Linked DNA regions of Homo sapiens: region 2 is linked to region 1. A link is a contact called in ENCODE Hi-C or POLR2A ChIA-PET data. All regions are on one chromosome and are shown on one strand. The core of a region is the stretch at or near the end of the contact, and the rest is flanking DNA. Distances in the headings are between cores, read along the strand shown. Region 1 overlaps ZNF541 (zinc finger protein 541). Region 2 holds the start of SELENOW (selenoprotein W).

Region 1 (4,858 bases), core at 1,633-4,132:
CTTCTGGATCAAGATTTTCTTTTTTTTTTTTTTTTTTTTGAGACAGAGTCTCACTCTGTTACCCAGGCTAGAGTGCAGTGTTGTGATCTCAGCTCACTGCAACCTCTCCTTCCTGGGTTCAAGTGATTCTCGGGCCTCAGCCTCCCGAGTAGCTGGGTTTACAGGTGCCTGCCACCATGCCCAGCTAATTTTTTTGTATTTTTAGTAGACACAGGGTTTCACCATGTTGCCCAGGCTGGTCTCGAATACCTGAGCTCAGGCAATCCACCCGCCTCAGCCTCCCAAAGTGCTGGGATTACAGGCATGAGCCACCACATCCAGCCTGGAGTCAAAGATTTTCTGTGGTATCTGGTTTGGGTTTTTCCTACGGCTTCCCCCAGCAGCTGCGGGCAGTGGCAGGAAGGAGGCAGGCCGACAAGCACCCACCATGGCCATGCTCCCTATGTGTCGGGTCACTGGAACCACGGGGATCGATTGGGGGACCACCAAAGGGGCTGCAGCTGTGGGGTCCAAGGGCTTCTTGGTTCCTGGGGGACTATGCCTGTCCCCTTCTGGCCTCAGCACCTGTCTTAGCGGCTTGCAAAACTCTGTGCCAAACACCTAAACACAGAAGAGAAGAGATGGCTCTTTAAGAGATAAGGTAGGTGGGGAAAGGAAGAGCTGCTTCAGCAAAAAAAGCTGTCATAGAAAACAGCAGTGAGTCTGTGGCATGGACCAAGCTGGAGAGCTGCTGCAGCCCATGGCAATGGCCTGCCCCTGGAGAGCCACACAGCCTGACTCCAGCCCCCGACCCAGAGTGACGTCCCCATCCTGAGATAAGTGACACCAATCTCGTTTACTCCCCACAGGCCTGCCAGAAACCCAGTAACCACCAAGCCACTGGTCGTCCCCCTTCACCTGCGGTTCCTGCTTCCCTCGAGGTGACGGCCACTGGTCGCTGTGAAAACACATGTGGCTGCTCAGCCCTTTCTCCGTATAAAACATCTGGCTGCAGTTCTTGCAGACAAAAGTGCTCCTGGGCTTCGTCCAGTCTGTGGGACTGCCGTTTTGCTGGTTACTGTGGGACATGGCAGGAAAGAAGAGTGGGAGATTAGGACTCTGTCCTTGATCACTGATTTTTTGTTGTTTTTTTTTCTTTTTTGTCTATAACTCCAATCCACTGACTTTTTTTTTTTTTTGGAGATGGAGTCTCACTCTGTTGCCCAGACTGGAGTGCGGTGGCACCATCTCGGCTCACTGTAACCTCCACCTCCTGGGTTCAAGTGATTTTCGTGCCTCAGCCTCCCAAGTAGCTAAGATTACAGGTGTGTGCCAATATACGTGGCTAATTTTTATATTTCTAGTAGAGACAGAGTTTCACCATGTTGGCCAGGCTGGTCTCGAATTCCTGACCTCAAATGATCCCCCTGCCTCAGCCTCCTGAAGTGCTGGGATTACAGGCGTGAGCCACCGCGTCCAGCCTGACTACTCTTGATAAACCCTATAAAATGGAGGCTGTACCCTAATCCCATTAGGACTGAAAGCATCCTCCCCACTCACTTGTCCAGGGCCGGCACAGGAAGGCCAGAGGACTCCTGCCAGGGTGCATGCAGGATCGGGGGCTTCTTAACTTACCCTCTGCCTGCCACATTCTCTTCCTTCACCGGATGGGGGAGCCTGTAGATGTTTCCACCCTGAAGATGAAAATGCATCTGAACCAACACATCCAAAATGAAGAGGCAAGAAGAGCTCAAATTACAGACTTTTAGAAGAAAACATCAGAGTAAATCTTCATGACCTTGGATTAGACAGTGGTTTCTTAGATAAGACACCAAAGCAAAACAGACAAATTAGACTTCATCAAAATGTAAAACTTTTAGCCAGGCGTGGTGGCTCATGCCTGTGATCCCAGGACTTTGGGAGGCCGAGGTGGGAGGATTGCTTCAGCCCAGGAGTTTGAGACCAGCCTGGGCAACATGGCAAAACCCCATCTCTACAAAAAATACAAAAATTGGCCTGGCATACTGGCATGGGCCTGAGGTCCCAGCGACTCAGGAGGCTGAGGTGGGAGAATCACTTGAGCCAGGAGTTCAAGGTTGCAGTGAGCCATGATCGTACAACTTCACTCCAGCCTGAGTGACAGTGAGACCCTGTCTCAAAAAAAAATAAAAAATAAAAAATAAAAACTTTTGTCCTGCAAATGGTATCATAAATAAAGTGAAAAGACAGACCACAAAATGAAAGAATATTTGCAAGTCATGTGTCAGATAAGGGTCTTGCATCCAGAATATATAGAGAACTCAAAAAATAGTAATCTGATTTTAAAAAATAAGCAAAGGACCTGAACAGACATTTCTTCTAGAAAGATACACAGATGGCCAATAAGAACACAGAAAGGTGTTCAACGTCAGCAGCCACGGGGAAATACAAATCAAAACCACAATGAGATACTGCTTCACACCCGCCAGGGTAGTTATAATTTAAACAAACCACGGACAATAACAAGTGTTAGTGAGGACATGGAGAATGTGGAGCCCTCATACACTGTGGGTGGGAAGAGGAAACAAGCAAAACAGCCTAGTAGTTCCTCAGACCTAAAACAGAACTGCTGTACGACCTGGCGATTCTACTCCTAGAACATAAATCCCCATAAAAATTTGTACATGGGTGAATATTCACAGCAGCACCATATTCAAAATAGCCAAAAAGTGGAAACAACCCAAATGTCCATCCACTGATGAACAGACAAATAAAACGCGGCCTTATCCATCCAACAGAGGATCACTCAGTCATGGAAAGGAATGCAGCTCTGCCGTTTGCCACCCCACGGATGAGCCTGGAAAACGTCATGCTGAGTGAAGGAAGCCAGATACGAATGCCACAGAGTGCATGATTCCACTCATATGCAATGTCCAGAACAGACACATCCACAGAGACAGAAAGGAGACTCGTGGCTGCCAGGCCCTGGGGGGAGGGCGAGATTGTGGGTGACAACTAAGAAATGTGGGGTTCCTTTTGGGGAGATGAAACTGTTCTGGCAAAGAGTGGGGATGGTTGCACGATCTTGTGAATATACTACAAATTACCCAACGCTACACTTTAAAATGGTGTATTCAGGCCAGGCACCATGACTCATGCCTGTAATCTCAGCACTTTGGGAGGCCGAGGCAAGCACATCACCTGAGGTCAGGAAAGACCAGCCTGGCCAACACAGTGACACCCTGGCTCTACTAAAAATACAAAAATTAGCTGGGCATGGTGATGTGTGCCTGTAATCCCAGCTACTTGGAAGGCCCAGGCAGGAGAATTGCTTGAACTTGGGAGGCAGAGGCTGCAGTAAGCCAAGATTGCACCACTATACTCCAGCCTGGGCAACAGAGTGAGAGACTCCGTCTCAAAAATAAATTTGGCCAGGCACAGTGGCTCACACCTGCAATCTCAGCACTTTGGGAGGCTGAGGCGGGTGGATCACGAGGTCAGGAGTTCAAGACCAGCCTGGCCAAGATGGTGAAACCTCGTCTCTACTAAACACACAAAAATTAGCCAGATGTGGTGGCGCATGCCTGTAATCCCAGCTACTCGGAGGCTGAGGCAGAGAACTGCTTGAACCCAGGAGGCGGAGGTTGCAATGAGCTGAGATAGCACCACTGCATTCCAGCCTGGGCGACAGAGTGAGACTCCATCATAAATAAATAAATAAAATAAATTTAAAAAATAAAATAAAGTGGTGGATTTGGCTGGGCATGGTGGCTCATGCCTGTAATCCCAACACTTTAGGAGGCCGAGATGAGAGGATTGCTTGAGCCCAGGGGTTCAAGACCAGGCTGGGCAACATAGCGAGACCCCCTCCATCTCTAAAAAATATATAAAAAATAAAATGGTGCATTATTTGGCACCTGAATAATAAAGATGTTAACAAAACAAAAATGAGGTAGCTGTGGTATGATGGGAAGCTACTCATCCTCCTGAGTAGCTGGGACCACAGGCGTGCACCACCATGCCCAACTAATTTTTTTTAAATTTTGGTAGAGACAGGGTTTCGCCATGTTGCCCAGGTTGGACATGGAGTCAGGAGACCTGGATGAGCTCTTTGGACCAGGCCCTCCAAACACAACATCTGGAGGAACCAGTGAATAATTATCAATGTGCTTAAGTGTGGGGCACGATGCAGGTGCCCACTTGTGCTTGTGGAAACCAAGACTCACAATCAGAAAACACATGGCCATTTCAAGCAGGAATCTTTAAAGGAAAGAGAGCATCTACCTTCATATCCTCTGAAGATTCTAAAAAGGCAAATCCAAAGGGAAACAAGAGAAAAAAAAAAGCAAAAAAGGCTTTGTGAGATAACAGTGTTTTGAACAACTCTGGGATATCCTCATGTTGATCTTTTTTTTTTTTTTTAAGACAGGGTCTTGCTCTGTTGCCCAGGCTGGAGTGCAGAGACACAATCTCAGCTCACTGAAACCTCCATCTTCCAGGTTCAAGCGATTCTCCCCCACCTCAGCCTCTCGAGTAGCTGGGACCACAGGCGTGTGCCACCACGCCCAGCTACTTTTTTAAAATTTTGGTAGAGACTGGGTTTCGCCATGTTGCCTAGGCTGATCTCGAACTCCTGAGCTCAAGCAGTCTCCCCACTTCAGCCTCCCATCCCAAAGGGCTGGGATTACAGGCATAAGCCACCTCACCTGGCCTCATTCTGGTCTTTTTTTTTTTAGTGGGGAAAACCACAATCTTTCGGAACCTTAATTCCTTCCTCTGTAAAATTGCATCTGGGGACTCTCTGAAATGAAATAAAATGCCTGGACAACTAACAAATGCAAAGGAAACTCACTCCACTCTGGTCAGGCCACGTGAGAGAGAGCTGGTACCTGGATTCTGC
Region 2 (4,858 bases), core at 1,695-4,194, 240 kb after region 1:
AACCTGGGAGGCAGAGGTTGCAGTGAGCCGAGATTGTGCCACTGCACTCCAGCCTGGGCAACAGAGTGAGACTCCGTCTCAAAAAACAAACAAACAAACAAACAAAAAAATATATATGGTATGTATATATTTATTTTGTATATATATTTTTGTGTATATACATATCTATATATATAATTTGTATTTATAGAGATGGGGTCTCACTATGTTGCCCAGGCAGAGGTTTGAGTTTTTGTTGAGGGCTCTGGGAGTCACAGAAGATAGCTCTATTTGTGGGTCATTCACTTTTTGCCCAGCCCTGTGTTGCTTTACATGCACTTGCTCATTAAATCCTCCCAAGATCAGGGGGATCAGACTGAGGTGGGTGGAGTCGACTTGAACTTTGCTTAGGGTTCTAAGAGGTAAAGACTAGGGGATCTGGGGACAGGGAAATCCCAGATAGAGTTAACCTTTTTTTTTTTTTTTTTTTTTTTTTGATACAGTCTCGCTCTGTCGCCCAGGCTGGAGCGCAGTGGTGCAATCTCAGCTCACTGCCTTCTGTCTCCTGGGTTCAAGTGATTCTCCTGCCTCAGCCTCCCAAGTAGCTGGGATTACAGGCGTGCACCACCACATTGGGATAATTTTTGTATTTTTAGTAGAGACAGGGTTTCACCATGATGGCCAGGCTGGTCTTGAACTCCTGAGCTCAGGTGATCTGCCTGCCTCGGCCTCCCAAAGTGCTGGGATTACAGGTGTGAGCCACCTCATCAGGCTGAGTTTATTGAGTTATCCCCGTGTGCCAGTCAGAGCTCTAGTTCTTCCTACCTGTATAAACTCGCTTACTGCTCACATCAACCATCTAATGGAAGTGCTGTTTTCATGTTGTTTCCTGCCCTTTGTCTCTACCTGCCAGATCACTCCCATGAAGGAAGGGACTTTGTTTATTTATTCATTGCTGTATCCCTGGAAACTGGGACTGCAGGTGGTTATGAAGTACCTATTTGTTAAATGAGTGAACATTTCCTGTAGGCAATTACACCCAACTTCCAAATGGAGAAACAGGCTCAGAGATAAGCCCCTGCACCCTCACTCCTCAACTCAACTGCCTGTTTCTAGCACTTTCCATGACGATCCCCTCTGCACGGAGAGGGTTCATGGGGAGTGACTATTGTTCTGTAATGAATGACCAGGCTGTGCCAGGTCCGGCAGTAGGCCTTTTCCTTTTCCTTTTTTTTTTTTTTTTGAGATGGAGTTGAGTTTTGCTCTTGTCGCCCAAACAGGAGTGCAATGGCGTGATCTTGGCTCACTGCAACCTGTACCTCCTGGGTTCAAGTGATTCTCCTGCCTCAGCCTCCCGAAGAGCTGGGACTACAGGCATGCGCCACCACGCCTGGCTAATTTTCATATTTTTAGTAGCGACGGGGTTTTGCCATGTTGTCCAGGCTGGTCTCGAACTCCTGACTTCAGGTGATCCACCCACCCTGGCCTCCCAAAGTGCTGGGATTTCAGGTGTGACCCACTGTGCCTGGCCAGGCCTTTTCCTTTCTTTCTTTTTTCGAGACAGTGTCTTACTCTGTTGTCCAGGCTGGGGTGGCAGTGGCACAATCACGGCTCACTGCAGCCCCAAACTCCTGGGCTAAAGTGATCCTTCCACCTCAGCCTCCCCAGTAACTGGGAGTACAGGTACATGCCACCACACGGACTAATTTTAAAAGTTTTTGTAGAGATGGGGTCTTGCTATGTTGCCCCAGCTGGTCTCAGACTCTTGGGCTCAAGCAGTCCTCCTGCCTCGGCCTCCCAAAGCATTGGGATTACAGGTATGTGCCACCGTGCCCAGCCGCAGCAGGCCTTTTGTTTTTTTAGAGAGGGTCTTGCTTGGTGGCCTAAGCTGGAGTGCAGTGGTGCAATCACGGCTCACAGCAGCTTCCAAACTCCTGCGCTCAAGCGAGCCTCCTGCCTAAGCCTCTCAAGTAGCCTGGGACTGTAGGCACACACCACCACGCCCGGCTGATTTATTATCTATTTATTTATTTGAGGTGGAGCCTCGCTCTGTCACCCAGGCTGGAGTGCATTGGCCTGATCTTGGCTCACTGCAACCTCCGCCTCCCAGGTTCAAGTAATTCTCCTGCCTCAGCCTTCCGAGTAGCTGGGACTACAGGCACGCGCCACCACGCCCATCTAATTTTTGTATTTTTAATAGAGACGGGGTTCCTCCATGTTGGCCAGGCTGGTCTTGAACTCCTGACCTCAAGTGATCCGCCCGCCTCGGCCTTCCAAAGTGTTGGGATTACAGGCGTGAGCCAACGCACCCAGCCACTAATGTATTATTATTATTATTCTGTAGAGACGCAGTCTGGCTATGTTGCCCAGGCTGGTCTTGAATTCCTGCCTCTGCCTCCCAAAGCGCTGGGGTTACAGGCGTGAGCCACCGCGCCCTGCGGCTGCAGGTCTTTATAAGGCAACTGTGGGCCCTGGACCGCTCCCTGAAAACCTCCCCCTCAACTCCCTGTCTCCTCCCTCACCTGGTCTACCCCGAATCCTTCCCCTCTCGCCCCCTCGCCCTCTCCAGGGGAGGTGAGGGACTCAAGAATCGCGCCCTGCTTCTGTCCCCACCGCGCCGTCCCCAAGCCCACGCAGTGAAAAGACCACCCTTGAGGCTGATTCCGGGTCCAGCTGGGAGCGGCCAGCCGTAAATCACCGCCCCCGTGGGCCGTACCATTCTGGCCGGGGGGACCTGGGAGGGGACGCGCGGAGGGCTTCCCCCGGGGACTGCCTGTATCGAGACTCTCTCCAGCCCAACAGGAGGATGGGAAGGAGACTTGTGTGGGGGCCTCGGGCTGGCGGGTCGCGGGTTCCTTATCCTCCGCCTTGGCGCCTCTCCGCCCACCGCCCACCGCCCCTCCCTGGCATTGGTTGGCGCCAGGGGAAGCCGAGGCTCCATCCTTTCTGCGCAGGTTCCCGCCGCACTCGCGCAGACCTAGCGCGTCCAGGTGGGAGGTTAGTGTGGCCCGGGCGTCCGCTCCTCAGCGGATGTGGCAGCCCCGAGCCATGGCTCTCGCCGTCCGAGTCGTTTATTGGTAAGCCCAGCGGCCAGCGGCCCCCGTCCCCGACCCCCGCCGGGACCCGATTCTCGGAGCCGGGGTCAGGGAGCCCCGGGGAGAGGACCCATGGGAGCCCTTGTATGGGAAAAGGGAGCCCCTGTATGTGGGTGGGGTGGGCGTACGGAGGGGCGAAAAACAGAGGGCGGTCGTCCCTAGGCCCCGTCTTCGACTTGTGACACGCTGGGCATCTCGGGTTATAAAAGGTGGGGCTGAGACGAGTGTGTGTCAATTTCGAACCCCCGACTCCGGGGCTCCGCTGGGGAAGGGGCTGGGGGTCAGCTTTGTAAAGGGACCTAAGGCTCCTCCACCCTAAGGCTTCCCCTCCCCCAATATCCCGAACAGTCGCGGGGTGGGGACAGTGAGAGCCCAGAAGGTTCGAGAATGTCTCAGCCTGTGTTTCAGAAGCACTTGAATTGTTGGCCTCTGCCCAGTGGGTTCCCTTGGCCACGAACCCCACTCCTTTTCTGGCCTCAGTTTTCCGTCTGTGGCAAGAGGGAGGCTCTGTGTCAATACCGAACACGCTTAATTTCTGCAAGTCTCAGGAAGGGTATAATAGGATAGGATATAAATTACGTTCTCTCCACTCCCCAGCACCTAATACTGTGTGGCATGCTGTAGGTATTTAATAAATACGTGTTCAATGAATTTATCCTCCCAGGAATCCCTTAAGAGAGGGGAATTTTAGGCCAGGTGCCGTTGATCACGCCTGTAATCCAAACACTGGGAGGCTGAGGCGGGTGGATCGCTTGAGCCCAAGAGTTCGAGACCAGCCTGGGCAACCCAGGGAGACCCCCCCCTCGTCTCTACAGAAACTTAAAAAGTTAGCCGGGCATGGTGGCGCACTCCTGTAGTCGCAGCTGCTTGGGAGGCTGAGGCAGGAGGATCACTGGAGCCCGGAAGGCGGAAGTTGCAGTGAGCTGAAATCGTGCCACTGCACTCCATCCTGGACAGCAGAGCGAGACTCTGTCTCAAAAAAAAAAAGTAAATTAAAGAGAGGAATTTTAGTTCTATGTTACAGGTGAGAAAACTGAGGCTGGGACTGGGGTGGGGGCAGGTCAGTAGCTTCAAGTCTGGACTGCAGGTGACAGGGGTAACTGGAACCTGGGTTTGTCGGCAGCTTTCCAACGTCTCTGCCTGCTCGACAAAGCAGAGGCAAGAGTGACATTTTGAGACGCCTACCAGGCCTGTACACCAGATTCCAGTCCCGAAATAGCCTGCTGTGGGGGTTGGGTGAGCCTGTATTTCACCCTGGGGACTGGGAAGGTGTTCAGAATCTAGGAGCTGCGGGGCCGGGTGCGGTGGCTCCTGCCTGTAATCTCAGCACTTTGGGAGGCTGGGGCGGGCCGATCCCCTGAGGTTAGGAGTTCGAGACCAGCCTGGCCAACATGGTGAAAATACAAAAATTAGCTGGGCGTGGTGTAAGAATCCAGGAGCCGCAGGGTTTTCCTTGGAGTGCTGCGAGGGCTGTGGGTGAGGGTGGTGGGCACAGGGAGTGGGTGGGGACCTTACGTGTGCTGTTCTTCTCCTAATCCAGTTCTCCTGGTTTTCCCCCGTCCCCGTCTCTCGTATTTGTGGTCTCCTTGTCTCCTCTCTCCCCTTTTTCCCCTCCCCCTTCTCTGTCTCTTGCTTGGTGTTGGTTTTCTGTGTGTCTCTGTGTGTCCCCGCGCCACCCCCTGTGCTGTGTCCCAAAACTCTGCCTGGCTGGTGCCTGTCTTCTCTCTTGAGGGCATCTGTCACCTCTTCTGCTTGGTCATCTGTGTTCCTCTTTATTTCTTCCT

Evidence for each region. Hi-C counts contacts between places; a loop is a spot of excess contacts on that map. ChIA-PET counts read pairs that join two places held with the same protein, here RNA polymerase II (POLR2A). Pooled maps may share reads with other maps.
Region 2: a loop to region 1 is called in a pooled map, with 2.5 times the contacts of the local background. The contact joins the promoter of SELENOW here to the enhancer-like site in region 1. A Hi-C loop is called at or near these places in 1 of 50 pooled maps. POLR2A ChIA-PET finds 5 or more read pairs at or near these places in 3 of 52 experiments (A549, GM12878 and activated CD4-positive, alpha-beta T cell).

The regions. Positions count from the first base shown.
Region 1 is chr19:47,539,279-47,544,136 of GRCh38, forward strand. ZNF541 (zinc finger protein 541) reads right to left here. Exons shown (of 17, transcript NM_001277075.3): 5 at 4,848-4,858; 6 at 1,615-1,673; 7 at 898-1,057; 8 at 427-600. Among named protein-coding and RNA genes, the nearest start is that of NAPA, 27 kb to the left of the region's middle. Within about 2 kb of position 2,883, at least 8 of the 41 ENCODE cell types and tissues checked have a DNase peak (open chromatin) inside an H3K27ac peak, as active enhancers do.
Region 2 is chr19:47,775,759-47,780,616 of GRCh38, forward strand. SELENOW (selenoprotein W) reads left to right here and starts at 2,945. Exons shown (of 6, transcript NM_003009.4): 1 at 2,945-3,056. The coding sequence starts at 3,028. RefSeq lists silencers at 2,833-3,092, 3,103-3,242.